Linked DNA regions of Homo sapiens: region 2 is linked to region 1. A link is a loop called in an ENCODE intact Hi-C map of the cell type or tissue named here. Cell type or tissue: ovary. All regions are shown on one strand. Links, peaks and the distances in the headings refer to the core of each region. The heading gives the core; the rest is flanking DNA.

Region 1 (8,266 bases), core at 1,346-6,345:
GCCAGGGCAGAAGGTTTGAGGTAGGGATTAATGGAGATGTGGGTGGAGAATTAGGAGGGGCACATCCTGCATGGCTTTTTCTTGACAGCAGTGGAGCACCACAGGCAGGTTCCAAGCAGGGGCATGAGAGAGAAACTGAGATGGCTATTATGCTTACCAGGCTTCACTATGGCACATTGGGAAAATGACTTCACACCCATGTTGGAATGGGAAAGGGGGACCTCCTGATGCCTCCCTAGACCCCTGATGCCCTTGGGAATGTTCTGCTTGAACTTGTGGTTCCAAAACCAGGCTGTAGGCTGCAAAGGGGGAGGTTGTGCCCGAAGCTGCGGTGTGTGTGTTCCTATAATCATTAAGACGAGTTCCTGAGCTGCTGGGTAGCTAACTCTAGTCGGTGTCAGGGTAATTAACCAAACTGCCTGAACTTTATTCACAGCCTGACAAGGTGCACTCTTGAGACTTGTCACTGTGGTTAGTCGGGGGGCGGGGGACTTGACATAAGGCTGATTAGGGAGTGTTTTACACAGCAAGAAGCTCTCTGATCTTCAGCTGAGCAGGACTACCCCCTTTCAGCTCATAGGAGAAATGCCTGTGAGGGTAGAGAATAAAGATTATCCAGTCCAACCCCCTCATTTTCAGATGAGAAAGCAGCCATTCTGAGTATGGCCACGGTTTTCCCAAGGCCAAGTGGAGAGTTTGTTCTGGAGGTGAGGTGGTATTACCACCAGCTCCTCATGGCTCCACTCCATCTTTTTTTTTATTGTCCAAAAAATGCTATTTCCTAACCAGCATTTCTTAAATTTAATGCGCATAGGAATTACCGGGGAGCTTGCAAAAATGCAGATTCTGATTCAGAGGGTCTGGGTAGGGCTGAGGTTCTACATCTCTAGCAAGCTCCCAGCTGATGCCAATGCTGCTGGTCTATGGACCATCTTATGCACAGCAAGGAGCTCAAAAGACCCTTTCCCAGAGGCCACCTTTAACTCCAGTGGAATTGGCATAAGTTGTCTTAGCGTGGGTCTCACTAACTGCAATTGGCCCTGAAACCTAAGACTCCTGAGATCAGAGCTGCTCTGATTAAAGGGTTCTCAGAGGTCGTACACTCCAGCTCCTGTGCATACCTGAATCCCCTTGTTCTGGTTGGGGCTCCTTTAGATTTCAATCAACTAACTTAGTTCCCTTGAATAAAACAGGGTCTAAAGCATCGCAGGAAAGCCAGGGCAAGAAATGCCATCTGCTCACTTGCTCCACTCCCCACCCTCTGAGGACCGACTTACTTATCAGGTTATTCATCCTCGCAAAAAAATTAAAGATAAAATAAAATAACTGCCACCCAGCTCCCCAAGGCTGTGTGAACTTCAAACCCCAGTGCCCATCATAGCTAGAAACTTCTCTTTTTCCCCCTTATTTCAACTTTCTGAAAGGGACAATTGGATGGATACAGTTGATCTGTTTGAGCTGCTTTTCTTCTCTGGGCCTCAGAAAGCCCTGCAACAAAATGGAAAGACTTGCCTAGGTGGTCTTTCAGGTATTCCAAAGTACTGATTCTCTATGCCTCTAAGGTGCTTTGCAGCCAAGTGCTTTAGAAAAAAATACCTTTACCCTGGTCCCTGGGAAAGACGTTTATACAAAGAGGTTGCATTTGGGGCTCTCCTCTGGTGAAATAACAACAAAATCTAGCCAAGAAAATGGGAAGTTTTAATATTTCATTTATGAGATTGATTCCATGATGCCATTGCCAAAGAGTGATTATCCCAACAAGAATATGAATAGTTACAATTCTCAAGGCCCAATTCTCAGGGAGGCTTTGTAGGCATTTGACTTGGAGTCAAAAGGATTGGGTTTCCACATCACCTCTGTGGGCAAGTCCTAAAGTCTCATTTCATATGGAGAAAACTGAGGTTTTTTCTTAGATCTGGTATTCAATGATTCCAATCTAATCATTATTTTATTTTAAAATTCTAAGTCCTTTCTTGACTGAGACTTGGAGTGAGGACAAAATGTTGCTACTCCTACAAACTCCCAGGCATATCTGTAGCTTGTACCTTATCAGGTTCCCCAGCTCCCAGTTGCCAAGGGACGTTTGAGTGCGTTACACAGGAAGTGTCATGGCACTCTCCAATGGGGGCTTGTTTTTCAGGTTGCACTTCAATAAGAAAAGCTTTTAAAAAAAAAAAAAAAAAGCCAAGAGAATTTATACCTCTTTTCTGTAACCCCTGCCCTCACGCTTCCACTGCAGCTCTTCATCTCCATTGCTGTAGCACAAAACAGAATGACATCCTATGGAAAGTACAGAGTTCCTAGAAAACAATGATACTGAGTTTTTAGCAGCCAAGGTCACCTAGGCATGACAGAAACTCTTAACACTTACGTTTTTGAAGTCAGAAGAGGATATTTGAGCTCAGACTGGGCTATGTGGGACCAGGTCACTGTGAGACACCTAAGGAGGATGCAGAGACGGCACCCTTCCTAGACAAATGCCAGGGACACCCTTCCTAGACAAATGCCCAGGCATGAATATGGGTGAAGTCTTCCCTGCAATTCCAGCAGCTTCCTGCCAACCCTTAGCCCACTCAAGCCTACCTGTGGACCACCTGTTATGGACTGAATGCTGGTGTCTTTCCAAAATTCATATGTTGAAACCTTACCACTCAGTGTAATGGGATTAGGAGGCAGGGCCTTTGGGCGGTAATTTGGTCATGAAGGTGCAGCCTGCATGAATAAAATCAGTGCCCTTATAAAAGGGACCCCATGTGAGGATACGACTAGAAGTTGGTTGTCTGCAACCAGGAAGAGGGCCCTCACCATAATCTGATGATGGCAGCATGCTGATCTCAGACTTCTAGCTCCAGGACTGTGAGAAATACATTTCTGCTATTTATAAGCCATCCAGTGTACAGCATGTTTGTTAAAATACCACCATGCTTCAGGGTTGCATCTCTTTGTGTCTATCTCAGCCCTGTTGGATCTAAGCTGCATTTTGCACCTGAGATTCTGGAGCCCAGGTCAGCAGCTGCCCCGCCCCGGGGTTATCTCCAGTAGTGCACAGGTGACACCTACATTGCATGTCCTTGGTCTTCACAATTCAACCAGGCATTGACTAGCAGTGGGAATGTGCTAAGGGAGCCATGCCAGGCAGGGTGTGCTTTTGTACAAACTGACTTAGCTTTTAAACAAAAACTGCTTTGGCCAGACATTTGTGTGCAAGCATCAGCTTACAGCAGGGAACAGCACTCTGTGGGCTCACGAAAAATATATGGAGGAGGCCAGATGGAGGTGTGCTGTGGCTGTGGCCTGCTGCATGGTGACAAAGGGCTGGAGGCTTTGAGTTTTGTTTGTTTTCCAAGTCCAGACCAGCAGTGGACGGGGAATCTGGAGGCCTGCTTCCTAGTCCCATGTCTGACACTCTGTTACCCAAGAACAAGGCTCCTGATGCCACAGGATCTCAATTTTCCTGTCTATGACACAGAGGGAGGTAGTGGATTACATGCTTTCTTGCCTCTGGCCTAAGCACGTTCCGATTATATGCCGAAGGAGGAGGCAAGACAAGATAAGAGGTCTCGCTTCAGCCGTTTCCTCCTTCAGGGTCTGGTCTGGGTCTCCTGATACCCAATACCAAGTGGTCCCCATCTACCCCTCCCCTGGTCCTGAAAGCTGGGGCTTTGTGGCAGGTAACACAACTTGCCTTGTGTTCTTCACTTGAGTGCTCTTGAGTTTCTGCTCCCCAGAAAGATCAGTTTCTTGCCAATGTCATCACTTTTAGCCAGCAGGGACCTATCAGCGGCTCCATCAGGCACTGGGGGCCCCAGCCCCCCTTGGCTTAAAGTCTGAGCCCTGGGAACACTGGGGAAACTTAATTCTCGAACACCTTCCACTCAAAGAGCCACTGTTCTGCAGAACCAGTGCTGGCCCCTGTATTTCAACAGCTTTCGGGTGGGTTTCCCACCCCAGACGTCGATAGGGCCTGAAACGCCTGTGAATGTATTGACCTGACTTCACCCGCAGGCTCAGTTTCAAAGGGTTGGCTGAGCTCTGAGCCCGCCCTCATTCCATCTGAGGCTCAGCTCCTGGAAACCTCAGGCTGGATCTCAGTTACTGGGAAGCCTTGCTCTGAATGTGGGTTTTCACTCAGTGTTTCCCGATGAGCCATTTCTTGTGGCAGGACGCCCACCTCTTAGGGGAAACAGCCTTCATTCTGGGAACTTCTTGCTTCATCTCTCCTTCTGTCTATGCCAGAGGTTGCTATGAAGGGGCATGCACTTAGCTGGCAGGAGAAACGGGGTGCAGCTGTGCCTGCCCTTCTTTCTCACTGCCACTGTGCCACCTTGGACGAGTCATTTCTCCTCTGTGGATGCCGGGTTCCCCCTGGGCTTATAGCAGTAGGTCTGCCTTTCTCATTGAGAGAAATAAAAGTGCTTTGTAAATAGGAAGCACTACGTAATGCTATTAGGGAATCCACTCAACAAGGAGTATTGGGGACTTTTTGCTATTTCCCTTCCTGTGACTGAGAAATTAGCAGGCACAGATTGTGAAAAACCAGCCGGCTCTTTGGAATTACAAATGTGCACACACCATCCCACTGAGCATCATTTTCAAAAGGCATATTAAGCAGCAGAGACCACAGGGGGGACCCATGTAAACAGGCCTCAGATCCTGGTGAAAAAGGCTCCCAGAAGCTGTCGTCTACTGAGCTGTTAGGGGCTGCTCCTGCTTTCTGCCCCCAACCCCGCAGCCCTGGCTGGTGAGAACTCATCTCCCAGGGAGAGGGTTCTGGTTCATGGTGAGGGGCAGGGTCCTGGTGCCATGCAGGGCTAGTGCTGCTCCAGGTCCACAGTGTGCCTTCAAGACCCAAATCCCCCAGGGCTTGAAGCTCTCCAGAACCTCACCCCCAGATACATCTCCCAATGTCATTGGCGGCACCCCATGTTTTTTCCTGTTACCCCACAGCAGGCCAGGGGGAATGTTGCCTGTACTGGACCAGTGAGGACGCTGAAGCCCCCTGAGTTGAATGAACTGGCTGAAGACGAGGCTCCCTGTTGTGGTGCTGGAATTTGACTTGGTACCCACTCCCAGCCCTTGCTGTTCCCTCCATGCTCCCTGCTCCCTGCAGATGCACAAATGAAGACCAAAGTCTTGAAAGAAGCTAGGGTCAAGCATCATTAAACCCAGGAGTCTTGTGCTGATACAAGGCAGGGTCTCTCCGGATGTTGAGGCATCATGGCTGTGTTGGGCGGAACCCCTGTTTGTCAGCAAAGGTTGTGGAAGCTCGTGCTCACTCCTAGGGGCCATGGTGATGCAGACAAGTGAGGTGCACTGTGTTTGCCTGAGCTGCTGCGGGCTGTGCTGGGCAGGCCACTCCTCCCTCCTGAGGTGACATCCCACATGACCAGCTTCACAAGGCAGCTTTCCTGAACATGGGTGAGGGGGTTCCGTGGGGGTGGGGACGCTGCCAGGGACTTCTAGGAAGCAGACAGCGTTCAGGGCTCAGCACCACCATCTCACTGCTGTGGAAGCAAGAAAAGGAGACTATAATTCAGCTCAGGGTGGCTAATGGACAGCTTCCCAGATAACAGACAGGAGGGGGAAGATTAATTCTGAAGCAGGAATAGATGTTATTTGGGAAGGGAAGGGCATTCAAGGCAGAGATGAGGTGAAAAACAGCATCGATCATCTACCAGCTACGAGTAGTTGAATCTGACTGCAGTAGAAAATAAAGGAAGCAGGGCCAGGGAGTTGGGGTGAGGGCGTGGATGAAGCTGAGGAGCAGGCAGAGGCCAGATTGTGGCAGTCCCTGTAAGCCGGGCTGAGAGTTTGAACTTGGTCCTTAAGGCAGGGAGGGGTAAGAAGAACTTTAAACAAGAAGTAGTGTGGCTAGAGGCGGGTTCTAGAAAGATCACTCTGTGGGCAGGCGGGAGATGTTCATCCCTATGCAGGCTCTGTGAGCCAGTCTTGGTCCTGTGAACCAGAGGTGTCCCTCTAATGAAGTGCTAATTGCAAACCAGTCAGTCACACTCTGGGATGCTCTGGCCCCAACACCCAGAGTTCAGCTCTGTTCCTGTGAGTGCGGGCGTCTACCAGGAAGTGGAGCTGGCCTGTCTTCTCGGAAGCAGCAGCAATTAAAATGCAACCCTGAGACATCAAGGAGTCAGCCAACTCTGTTTATTTTTATATACTGATAAAATCCTCAGAAAGGGAAGCCAAGCTTTTCAGAGCAGCCTGCTCATGCCCACCCAGCATGCTGAGGATCTGCAGGGAGCCCCTGCTCAGAAGGGCAGTCAGTGGCTGTGTCAGTGACCACCTCAGAGGGTAAATATGAGCTGGTCTGAGGAAGTGGGCACATGGGTCTGAGGGAGTTCTGAACATGACTGCAAAGCCCAGGGTCCCCAGAGCTGCAGCTGTAGCCAGATTCAACTCAGCCAGCACAACACAGAGCACCTAGTGTGTGCAGAGATCTTTTGACAGACTTGCTGCACAGTCGAGCAGCCATCAGGGAGGGGAAGGGCCATTCTACTGCACATGCTGTTTGGATGGAAAAAGCAGCTGAACTTCTCACTGTGGGTCAAGCTGGGCCTCTCTACATGCATTTTATAATAAATTCGGCCCCTGGAATTCCCACTGGAGGAACCGAAACTTCAGATCCCAATCCCCCCTTACCCATTTCTTGTAGGAACAGAAAGTCTAAATAGTTTAGGATGCCCAGGCATGGGAGGCAGCCTCTTAGTGGCCCCCAGGACCCCTGCCTTTTAGCATTCAGCCCCGGATCTGTACCACAGTTGGTTTGTGTGACTGATTGCGTCCAGCAGAAGTGTGGCACTCCAAGGGTGGGGTATAAAAGACATTGGTGTCTTGGTCATGCTTGCTGTCTTGGGCCATTTGTTCTGGAGAAGCACACTGCCAGGTCAGAAGCATGATGGAGAGCCCACATCATGCAGAACAGGCGCCTTCTGCCAATAGCCACCAAGTGAACTAGGATGTATGGTGCCCCAGCCCCATTAAGATTTGGATGCCTGCAGCCTCAGACAACATCTTGACTGCAACTTCATGAGAGAGCCTGACCCAGAACCACCCAGTAAGACCCCTCCCAGATTTCAGACTCTGACCTTAAACTTTTTCTGACCTTAAAACTGTTGTTCTAAGCTGCTAAGTTTTGGGGTAATTTGTTACACAGCCATGGGTGACTGATACACCATGGGAGACATTTTACTATCTAGAACATGGGTTTACAGAGATGGACATGGGCCTGGATCCACACCAACCTTGTGATCTTGGGCAAGTTACTCCACCTCAGTGACTTAATCTTCTCATTCCAAAAAGGGGGTAGTAACAGTGGCAACCTCATTTGTTGTCGTGATGGTGAGGCCAGTGAATGGTGCATTAGTTCTGGTCCCAGCTCATACTAAGTGTTCAATAAACAGGACTGAGCATCAACACCATTTTTTCAGCCTTTCCTTCCAGCTATAATAAACTTCTTACAGATCTGCAAACGTATGACTCACACCTTTTCCTAGCTCTGGGCTTTGCTGCCTGCCCCTGTGCAGCTGCTTCTGCTGGAGATCTTTCTCCCATCTCTCCACCTGTCACCCTCACCCATCTGGGTTGCTCAGGTGCCTGTTTGCTCTGGGAACAAGTTCCTGTAGACAGAGATGATCATTCCTTCTGGGCTCCCACTGTGCAGTGAAGATTGTCCTGGTGTTTCTTAATTATGTTTTATTGCCATTTTTCTGGGGTTCTTTGTGTCTTCAGGGGCATGCAGATAGTAGGCATTCAGAAGAAGTGAGTTGCACCAAGGCTCTGCTGGATTTATACAAGAACATCCTGCAAGGAGGAAGGCCAGCAATGCTGCTGACCAGCCATTCACTGGCAGCCTCTGGCAGCTGTATATAGTCAAATCCTCATTTGAGTTGTATATTTCTTTCACTCTTTTGTGTTTCCTTTTGCCACCACAGGCAGCTCTTACTATTTTATTTAGTTCCTCCTTGAAGCATGTCTTTTGACTTTTATTTTATCCCTTTCATAATTTCATCTTATTTTTTAAATAGAAAGTGTCTGTATACTTGAGACTATAAATGTACACATTAATTAAAGGAGTTGACATAACTTTATTCCTTTAACTGTATTTCCTTTAATCTGGTCCTGGTTGATCTCTTCACTCTGAAGTCCATAAGCATTGATAAAGTGGAGACTCTTATCCTGTACTTCCGCTCCAATACAGAGAATACTGGGCAATGGGGCCACATCACATGGTTTTTTAACTTCAAGACAACTC
Region 2 (8,266 bases), core at 1,448-6,447, 640 kb before region 1:
TGTGCGTGTGTGTGTGTGTGTGTGTGTGTGCGCGTGCACGAGCCTCAGGCCTGTGCTGCGTCCCGGGTGTGCATGCAGCTGATTTATAACCCTCCAAGAAAACAGAATTGCAAATCTCACCCACAAATCTTCCTTATCGAGGTACTTGCGACAGGCAGACACGTCGTGAATTCCCAAGAACAGGCAGGCCTCCCCACCAGCCTTGGCTCCCTTGTGCTCCCTGCACCATGGGGCCTGAAAGGGGCCAAGGGTTAGCTCTGACAGGTCCCTCTGGCTGCCAGCAGTCTGGCCAGTCCACTCCTGGGATTGGGTGCCAACCTAGGTTGACTTGGTACTGCTTATCAGAAATGCTGGCTCCTTAGTGACCCAGTCCAGGGAGAGCCTCATCAAGTACAGTTCCAGGACCCTCCTGGCTGACTCACCATACTAACTGCCCTACTCCAGCCCTCACTGCTCAGATGGTGAAGGGCAGGGCCTTGAAACACCTACAGACCCGAGGAGGAGGAAAACAGTGTACATCTAATGGATACGTACCATGCACACACCACGGACAGCACTAAGTGTTCAAGATTTATTTCATTTAATCGCCATGGAGACCCTGGAGACAAGGCCCAGAGAAGTCAAGTGACTGGGCTCGGCCTCGGAAGGCAGGCAGTCTGATTCTAGAGGCTGTGCTCGGAACCACTCCGCTGTGTTTTCTTCAACCCTGGGCCTCTTCAAATCCTCAAGCCTCTTAGGGCTCTCAGGCCCTGTCCCTGGCATACATACGCTTACCCACTTTCCCCCAGAGGGGTTTGGATCCACTGGGGTCACCTTGCTGGTATTTAATCCCATCCCAGTATTCATAGTTGTGGACCCCTGGGAGACATTCCTAGCTCCTGCACACCCAGAACCAATGCTGCTGCACTCTGAGTCCAGCTGACACTCTCCCCCCAAACCCAGCCCATACCTCACCCACAGAGCTCTCTCGAGAAGCAGGCCCTCTCGGGGGTCTGCAGTCACCCAGTCGATACTCCTGGCCCCCACCTTCTCCTGGAGGTGGGCAAGAAGGAGGTGGGTGCATCAGGCAGCAGCTGGAGGCAGCCAGGCAGCCCAGACTTGGCTGTCCTCTAAACTGCTGTGTGACCTAGGCCAGTCCCCTGCCCTTTCTGAGTTTTGTCTTTTTCATCTGAAAAATGAGCTTGGGCGGATTAAATTGCATGAGCAGGACATAGCCCTTGCCCCTCGGGAGAGGTGCGTCCATGCATGCACACACGCATGTGCACATACACACACACAGTTCTGGTAATGTCAGGTGACTGAATTCCCCATCCCAGCCCAAACAGAACCAGGGACCAGCCCATCCTTCCTGTGAGGTGTCTCTTGTCTCTCTCCAGCTTGGCACTGGGTGAGTCCTGGCTCCTCCTCCTCCTCCAGTTCAGACTCCTGCAGCCCCAAACCTGTAATCCCCAGCAGGGAAAATGACAGCCTTGTCCAGCAGCCGCCCTCAGCTGCCGGTGGGGAGCCGGGCGGTGGCTGTGGTGGTGGTGGCTGGGAGGCGGGCCGGGACATGCAGCCGCCAAGTCAGGGGAGGTCAATGACGGGGACAAATGCCATGGGGACTGTGGGTTGTGGGTAGAGGAAGGATGAGAGAGAAGAGCAGGGAGGGATGGGCTCAAGGTCCCAGGGCTGGCCTGAGGCTGGCCTGAGGCAGGATGAGGCCCAGAGGGGGTCACAAAGGGGTGTGACCTGGACAGCCAGGGCCTAGAGGACAGCAAGGTGAGCACTGCCCACGGTTTGGGGTTTGGGGAGCTATAAGCACAATGATGCCTGGGCTTCACCCCGGCTCCCTGGGAGGGCCTAGGAACCTTGAGAAAGTGCCTCTGGGGTCTGGTTGCAGCCGGTGGGCAGGTGGCTGCTCAAGCCCCTGGGATGCCTCCGCCCCAAGGAGGTGCTGGGGTTGCTCCTGCCTCTGCTGTCTCCCCCTCAGAATCCACCGCCACTTGGCAGGAGGACAAGGCTACAAACGGCACCAGTGACACCACAACTGCATCTGCCCAGCCGCTCACCTCCAGCCTCCTCAGAAGCAGGCAGCCCGTTTGTAGGCAGGGCCACAGGACTGTCCCCATTTACTAAGGCTTGGAGAAGAGAATGGTGACCTGAGTCAGCCCCTGAGCCTCCTCCCAGGCCCCTTCCCACTGGGAAGGGCCATCAGGAGGCTGAAACCCGGGTGCTCCCTGCTCCTGCCCAAGCCTGCTCTAGCAGGGAGACTCAGGACGCAGGGCCACACTGACTCTTGGTCCGTCTCAGTGGGAACCCACAGCTCTGCCTCCTGGGAAAGGAACATCCCACACACGGCCACACTGTCCTGACTCCCTCGTGGCCTTGGATGAGTCACTTCCCTTCACTCAGCCTCTGTTTCCCCATCAGAAAAAAGCAGTGGGAGGAGGCTGGATTTGGGGAGGCACAGGCCATGGCGGGAGGGCATTCTAGCTGGAGCAGAAGCTGGGGGTGGGAGAGCAGCTGGAAACGTGTGCAGGTGTGCTGGCCCCGAAGACCGGGCTTGAGCTGGGACTGGAGTCAAAGTTGCAAATGGAGTTGCGGTCAGCACTGGGCTTCTCTGCATGGCCCTGTCTGAAAGGAAAGTCTCTTGTGGGCACTTTATCCCCCCTGAGCAGAGGCCCCTGTGGGCTGCCCCATTGTCTGGGTCACATGGAGAGACTGGCTGAGGCTGCCTGCTCAGAGGAAGGTGGTGGTGTTTGCTTGGGGCCACTCCAGAGGGGCAGCTCAGGCTCCCACGCCTCTGGGGGACTCGGAGGAGGAAGGGGTGCAGCCCACTTCCTTTGGGCCAGACTGTGCAAAGGGGCGGCAGGGCCTACTGGGGGATGTCGCCCTCAGATGCAAGCCCTGGGGTGACAGCCCATGGGACAGAGGAGGCAGGTGGCACTTAGGCCCTGGAAAAAGGAGGGTTCATTTTGGTATCAGGGAAGCTAGCTCTGACAGGGGTCAGGGTCATGGGATGGCCCAGGCTACTGGGCCAGGACCCTCTGTGGTCACCCCCACAGCCAACATCACTCATAGTGTCCTAGTAGACACTGGGGGACCCAGCCTCTTTAAGGAGGGTGATGCTGGGGGACAGGGCCACTAGCATGGCCCTGGTCACGGGTGTGCTTGGGTGTGCACAGCCTGGCACCTCGGGGCATTTCCTCACTTCATGCCTCTCGAGAGGCCCCCTGAGGGCTGTCCCTGATCAGGAGCAGGCCATGCCCCCTCCTGGCTCCCTTCCATCCCCTCTTCCCTTGTTCTCTCCACCTGTCTCCTTCATCTTCATGGTGCTGTGGGGGCCCGTCTCCACCCTCGGCACCCTGCAGGAAGGGGACAGGTGGATAGGAGACAGAACGAGTGGATGAGGGGCAGGTCAGTGGAAGACAGGCCCAGCCTGCCCCGTTGGCCCCAGGATGCTGATCTGACACTGGCCTCTGAGAGAGGGTGGTGGCATGCGTGGCGGTTGTCCCTGTGGCCTGCCTGCCTGGAGTGCCTGCTCACCCACTGCCTGGTCCCCACCTGCCTCGGCCTTGCCAGCCCCTCCTCTGCCCCCTTGTGGGCCTGAGATGGCTGTTGCCATGGCAACCCTGCTCATTCAATCCAGGGATAATGAAGCCAATGTGTTTTTCATTTCCATGAGCTAGAGTGTGGAGCAGGGCAGAGAGAGGGGCTTTCCCCTCTTGGCCCCTCCTTCCCAGGGAAGAAGCAGACTGCAGGGAGACGGTGCGTGGGGCCTGACCAGCAGACTGAAGCACACCAGTGGGAAGAGGCTGAGACCTGCAGCCACTCAGCTCTCTCTCAGCTCACCACAGTGGGCATGTGGCTGGGCAGTGCCAGCTAGATGGCAGGCCTCTTTGCCAACACTCAGCCTGGAAGAGGCGTGGTGCCCCAGAGACTGAGTGCGGGTGCAGAGCCAGGCAAAATGGGGTTCTGTTTCTGGCTGTGTGACCTCATACTAGTTACCTCACCTCTCTTACTCTAGTAGAACTGAGTTCACCAGGCACTAACTAGGTCCCATCTGAGTGGCTGGCCTTCTGCAGTCCCTAGGGATCCAGACAGAACCCAGACAGAGCCCCTGTTCTCTAGGAGTCCACAGGTGAGTGGGAGAAGGAATTCATATCAGGCACCCTTCTCAGCTATAAAACTGAGGCCAGTAACTTTTACCTGTTGCTACCAGTAACATTAACTCTTGGAGTTACCCTTGGAGGGCTGGCACATACAGTAAGTGTTTTATGTGCTAGCATCCCTCTTCTTCTCCATCCTGGGTTCCTGGCCTGCAGCACAGAGATAGCAGATGTTTAAGAAATGTTCATGTGTGAGTCAGCAGTCACAGCTGCCCGACTCCTCTCCTTCCTCCAGGGTCTGGACTGAGATGGGCCCACTCCTCTGGAGGTGGAACCTGGGCCAGAGCAGAGCAGCGCTGAGCCAGGCGGGGGCAGGGCTTCATGCGGCCCTGGCTTGGGAGAGCAGGGCTGTCTGGGAGATCCACGGCCCATGGTTGCCACCACACACCTCCCCCAGCCCCTCTCCAAGGGCAGGAAGCCAAAAGCACTCACGCAGAAAACCCTGGCCTGTCTCCCCCACAATAATTCAATCACCTTGGAGACCAGTGGCCCTCTCTCCGGCTGGGCTGACAGATTAGAGCAGGAGGGAAGGAAGCATGCGGGGGTGGGGGAGGGGTGGGGCAGGGATGCCGCTGTGGAGAACTCAGAGCAGGGCTTGAAAAGTGAAGACATGAACCCACCAGGAGGAGATAGCCTTAATCTGTCTTCCATAAAGCTGTCTCAGGGCCACCAAGGATGTCACCAGGGCAGAAGGGGCTGAAGATGGCTCCTCCTGGGACCTCCTTCACCCCCGCCCAGCTGGGCTCCAGCTCCAACTGGTGAGGGGTCAGGGAGGAGGAGAGCTGGATGGGCTTGCAGGTTAAAAGGGGCAGGAACATAGGAGGGGTGATGGTGGAGAGAATGGCGCCTCTGGTAGGCGTCACTCACCAACACACAGTAGGCACTCTGTTCACGACCAACTGAGTAAGGGACTGCGTGGCCACACCTGCAGGTTGTCAGTAAGCAGTGCCTTGGTAGCAGGCTGAAGGGCGGCCATGAGCACTCGAATGGGGCCCATTTGCCCAGTTCACAGATGGGGAGACAGGACAGGTGGGCCAGAGTCACACAGTTAATCAGAGCCACTGGAAGACTTTCTAGCATGAGGGTCCCGGCCAAGCTGCCCTCACCATGAATTATGCTGCAGGGTGGGGGGCATCTCCCCAGAGTCCCCAGCAGCACCCCATCACACCCAGCCCAAGCCAGCAGCAAGCTGCTTGTGATGAGGATACTGCCCTGGCCCCTCCTAAGACCCCACCATGTGGCCATTAAGGATCATGTCTAATAGGAGCACTGAATGACTCTGAAGCCTCCTCGTGACTTAGTCCAAAAGAGAAGAAAAGAAAATTATAAGGTGACCAGAAAGAAACATACTAGAATGATGACCAGGATGACCTCTGGGTGGGAGGACTACAGGGCAGTTTTATTTTTCTTCCTTCACTTTTCTGACTTCCAGACTTTCTGCAGCAAGCATGCATATACTTTACAATAAGGAAAAAAAGGACATTATTAAAGTTTAAAATAAGTCACTTCCACTAAATGTGTGAGATTCTCCATTTACAGGCCAAAGTCAAGCTCATGTTGGGTTAGGCAGCATCTGTGCTTAGGCACCCAGGGCCACACACAAGAGCCTCCTCAGGGACTGCAGGCCCTGTGAGGACATCCCGGGGCAGGAGGCAGGGTCCGGGTCTGCCTTCCCTTGGTGGTGTGTGTTTCGGCAAGTCCTATGCCTCTCTGTGCTCTGCTGATCTCCCCCGGCCCTTCTCACCTCGCAGGGTGGATACGAGGACTAACGGGTCTGGGTGTGCTTGAACTAAACCTGTAAGCCTTTGTCAACTGGGGGCACAGGGCGGCTTCTCCAGTTAGAGGGGTGCTGTCTGGGGCAGAGGGGCAGCTGAGGTGCCTCCAAAGACAGGGCCGAGGAGCCTGGCCTGAACAGCTCCAGGAGGCGAGGCCAGCTTTCATCCCCTGTTTACAGTGGAAACACAGACTTGAAAAGGCTTCACTTTTCCACTGTTTTTGTGGCGGTGCTGTGGGGAGCAGGGCTTCCTGAGAGCGAGGCCAGCTTTCCAAGGCCACACTGAGTCCAGCCCCAACAGGAAACATCATGTTTTCAATTTACAGGTCCCTGCCAGGCGCTGTGAGCAGGCCCACGCTTCACTGGCCCGGCTGTCTGGGGAGAGCAAGCCCAGGCCCTGCTGCAGCTGGGAACCGAGACAGGCCGGGTGGGGTCCCAGGACCCAGGGGGCCTCTTGTGGGATCCCTGAGGGGCCTCATTCCCAGTGCATGGCACAGTTTACACGGTTTTGTCAGCAGCAGATGCACTGGAGACACATTGCCACAAACTCCAATCCCTGGCCTCCTGGAGCTCACATCAGCCAGTCCTACCTTCTTACTGGGTAGATGGGGAAACTGAGGCCCACAGAGAAAAGAGACTTCCCAATGCCATCAGATTATTAGTGAAGAAAGACTGACCTCAACCCAGACTGGCAAATTCCCAACGGGGTTGATGGGCAAAGGGGGACGATGACAGTGATGGCAGCTCACCTCCACTGCACACCTCTCCCAGTCTAGATCCTGCAACCTCCAAAAGCCTTGCTATCAAGCAGGTCCTTGCCAGCCCCTCCTATCCCCAGGTGCTTCTGGGAAATTCTCGGTAAACTGAGCAATGCTTGCAAGAGGGGTGTTCATTCAGCCAGTGTGCACCGAATGTTATGCCAATGGGCTGTGCCTTGGCACCAGGAGGATGGAGGGCTGACTCCCTACCTCCCTGAGCCTCAGGATTCCAGCAGTATGATTGGGAGGGTGACTGGGTTGGACTGTCAGGAAGACCTCGGAGCTCTAAGATCTATGCCTCTCTCCTCCCCTGCCAGACTGTCAGCTCCATGACGCAGACACCCAGTCTCTTGCTCAGAGGCATCCCAAATACTCAGAAGAGCGCTGGTCCATCATAGGTACTAAGTAAACATCTGCTAAATGACTAAGTGGTGGTGGCTGGAGGGGGCTCCACTCACACGGTGGGTTTGGAGAAGCCTGGGAGCTCTCCCCGCTAGCCATATATTAATGACATTTCGAGAGGCAGTTGAAATGGCCCTGGAATGTCATCCTGGCCCGTTGGGCCTCCGGAACACGTGCGGTCTGTGTGGCTGCCCCATCCCCTCCCTCCATTGTGTCCTCCAGCCCCAGCCCAGGATGCACAGTGCCCTCCCTGTGCCCTGGTTTCTCACTTTCTGGGACTCCCTGAGCTCCAGCATTAGACAAAGGGCACATTTTCAGGGAAAATAATCCCTTGTTTGTTTGTTTTATTCACAAACTCTCCCCTCTCTGCCTTTTCCCATCCAGGACATTCCTGCTTTCAAACAGGAGCCACTCTCCAGGCTGGATGATGGCCAGGCTCACACCGGCTCCCAGGAGTCCTGTGGGCTAAGCCCGGAGGGTTTGCTGCAGCCAGGAATGCCGGGGCTGCCTGCAAGGAGTGGGCTCCACACTGTGGCTGCAGGTTGCCTTCCTGCTGGCTGGCCCATGGGGAGTGGGGAGGAACCTGAGCCCAGCCCAAGGATGGGCAGAGATGAGTGGTGTGAAGGGTGTGGTGGCCAGGGGGAGGGACACATACATGCGGGTCTGTAAAAACCTCCACACACACACACACACACACACACACACACACACACACACACACACGCAGAGTGCACAGATTAGAGAAGTCCTCAGAGGCAAGCAAGCACCAAGGTGGAGCCCAGCCCAACCCAGCGATAGAGAGGAGGCCTCCTGCAGGAAGGGTGCCCTCTGGGGTGGTACAACCCAGCTGATCGGGGCAGGACAAACCCAAGTGAGAGACACGATGCCAGACAGACAAAAATGGGTGAGCAAGGAGCACTGGGAAATACAGGCATGATCACGAGAGGAGGCCCACACACAGAAGGAGGCAGAGCCAGAGCCAGAGGCAGACGGGCAGCTGTGGCTGCTAAGAAGCGTGAGGGCAGTGGGACAGAAACAGGTGGGCAGAGGACACCTCGGGGCAGCTGCCCCACCCTGGGCAGACTGCTCGGGGTTTCTTTTGGGTCATGAATTAGCGTAAGGCTTGCTGCCACCAGTGGTCTCCCTCCCTATCTGGGTGCTATGATACCAATGTCTAAGACAGG

Evidence for each region. Peaks named below come from ENCODE experiments on the same cell type or tissue, not always from the same donor. Only the 100,000 strongest peaks of a DNase experiment are listed, where the experiment ranks them.
Region 2: it touches region 1 in a loop (2.3-fold over the local background); 1 of 110 quality-filtered maps calls a loop at or near these places.

The regions. Positions count from the first base shown.
Region 1 is chr10:78,539,791-78,548,056 of GRCh38, reverse strand. No RefSeq gene overlaps it. Among named protein-coding and RNA genes, the nearest start is that of LINC00595, 280 kb to the right of the region's middle. RefSeq lists a silencer at 2,039-2,239 and an enhancer at 3,994-4,495. In ovary, for the core only: no CTCF peak of the experiment used is centred there; DNase peaks (open chromatin) are centred at 4,056 and 5,386.
Region 2 is chr10:79,175,123-79,183,388 of GRCh38, reverse strand. All of the region lies in intron 4 of ZMIZ1 (zinc finger MIZ-type containing 1), which reads right to left. Among named protein-coding and RNA genes, the nearest start is that of ZMIZ1, 110 kb to the right of the region's middle. RefSeq lists enhancers at 1,249-1,865, 4,333-4,949, 4,950-5,566 and a silencer at 3,443-3,737. In ovary, for the core only: a CTCF peak has its summit at 4,383; DNase peaks (open chromatin) are centred at 4,404 and 6,198; H3K27ac peaks cover 5,000 bases.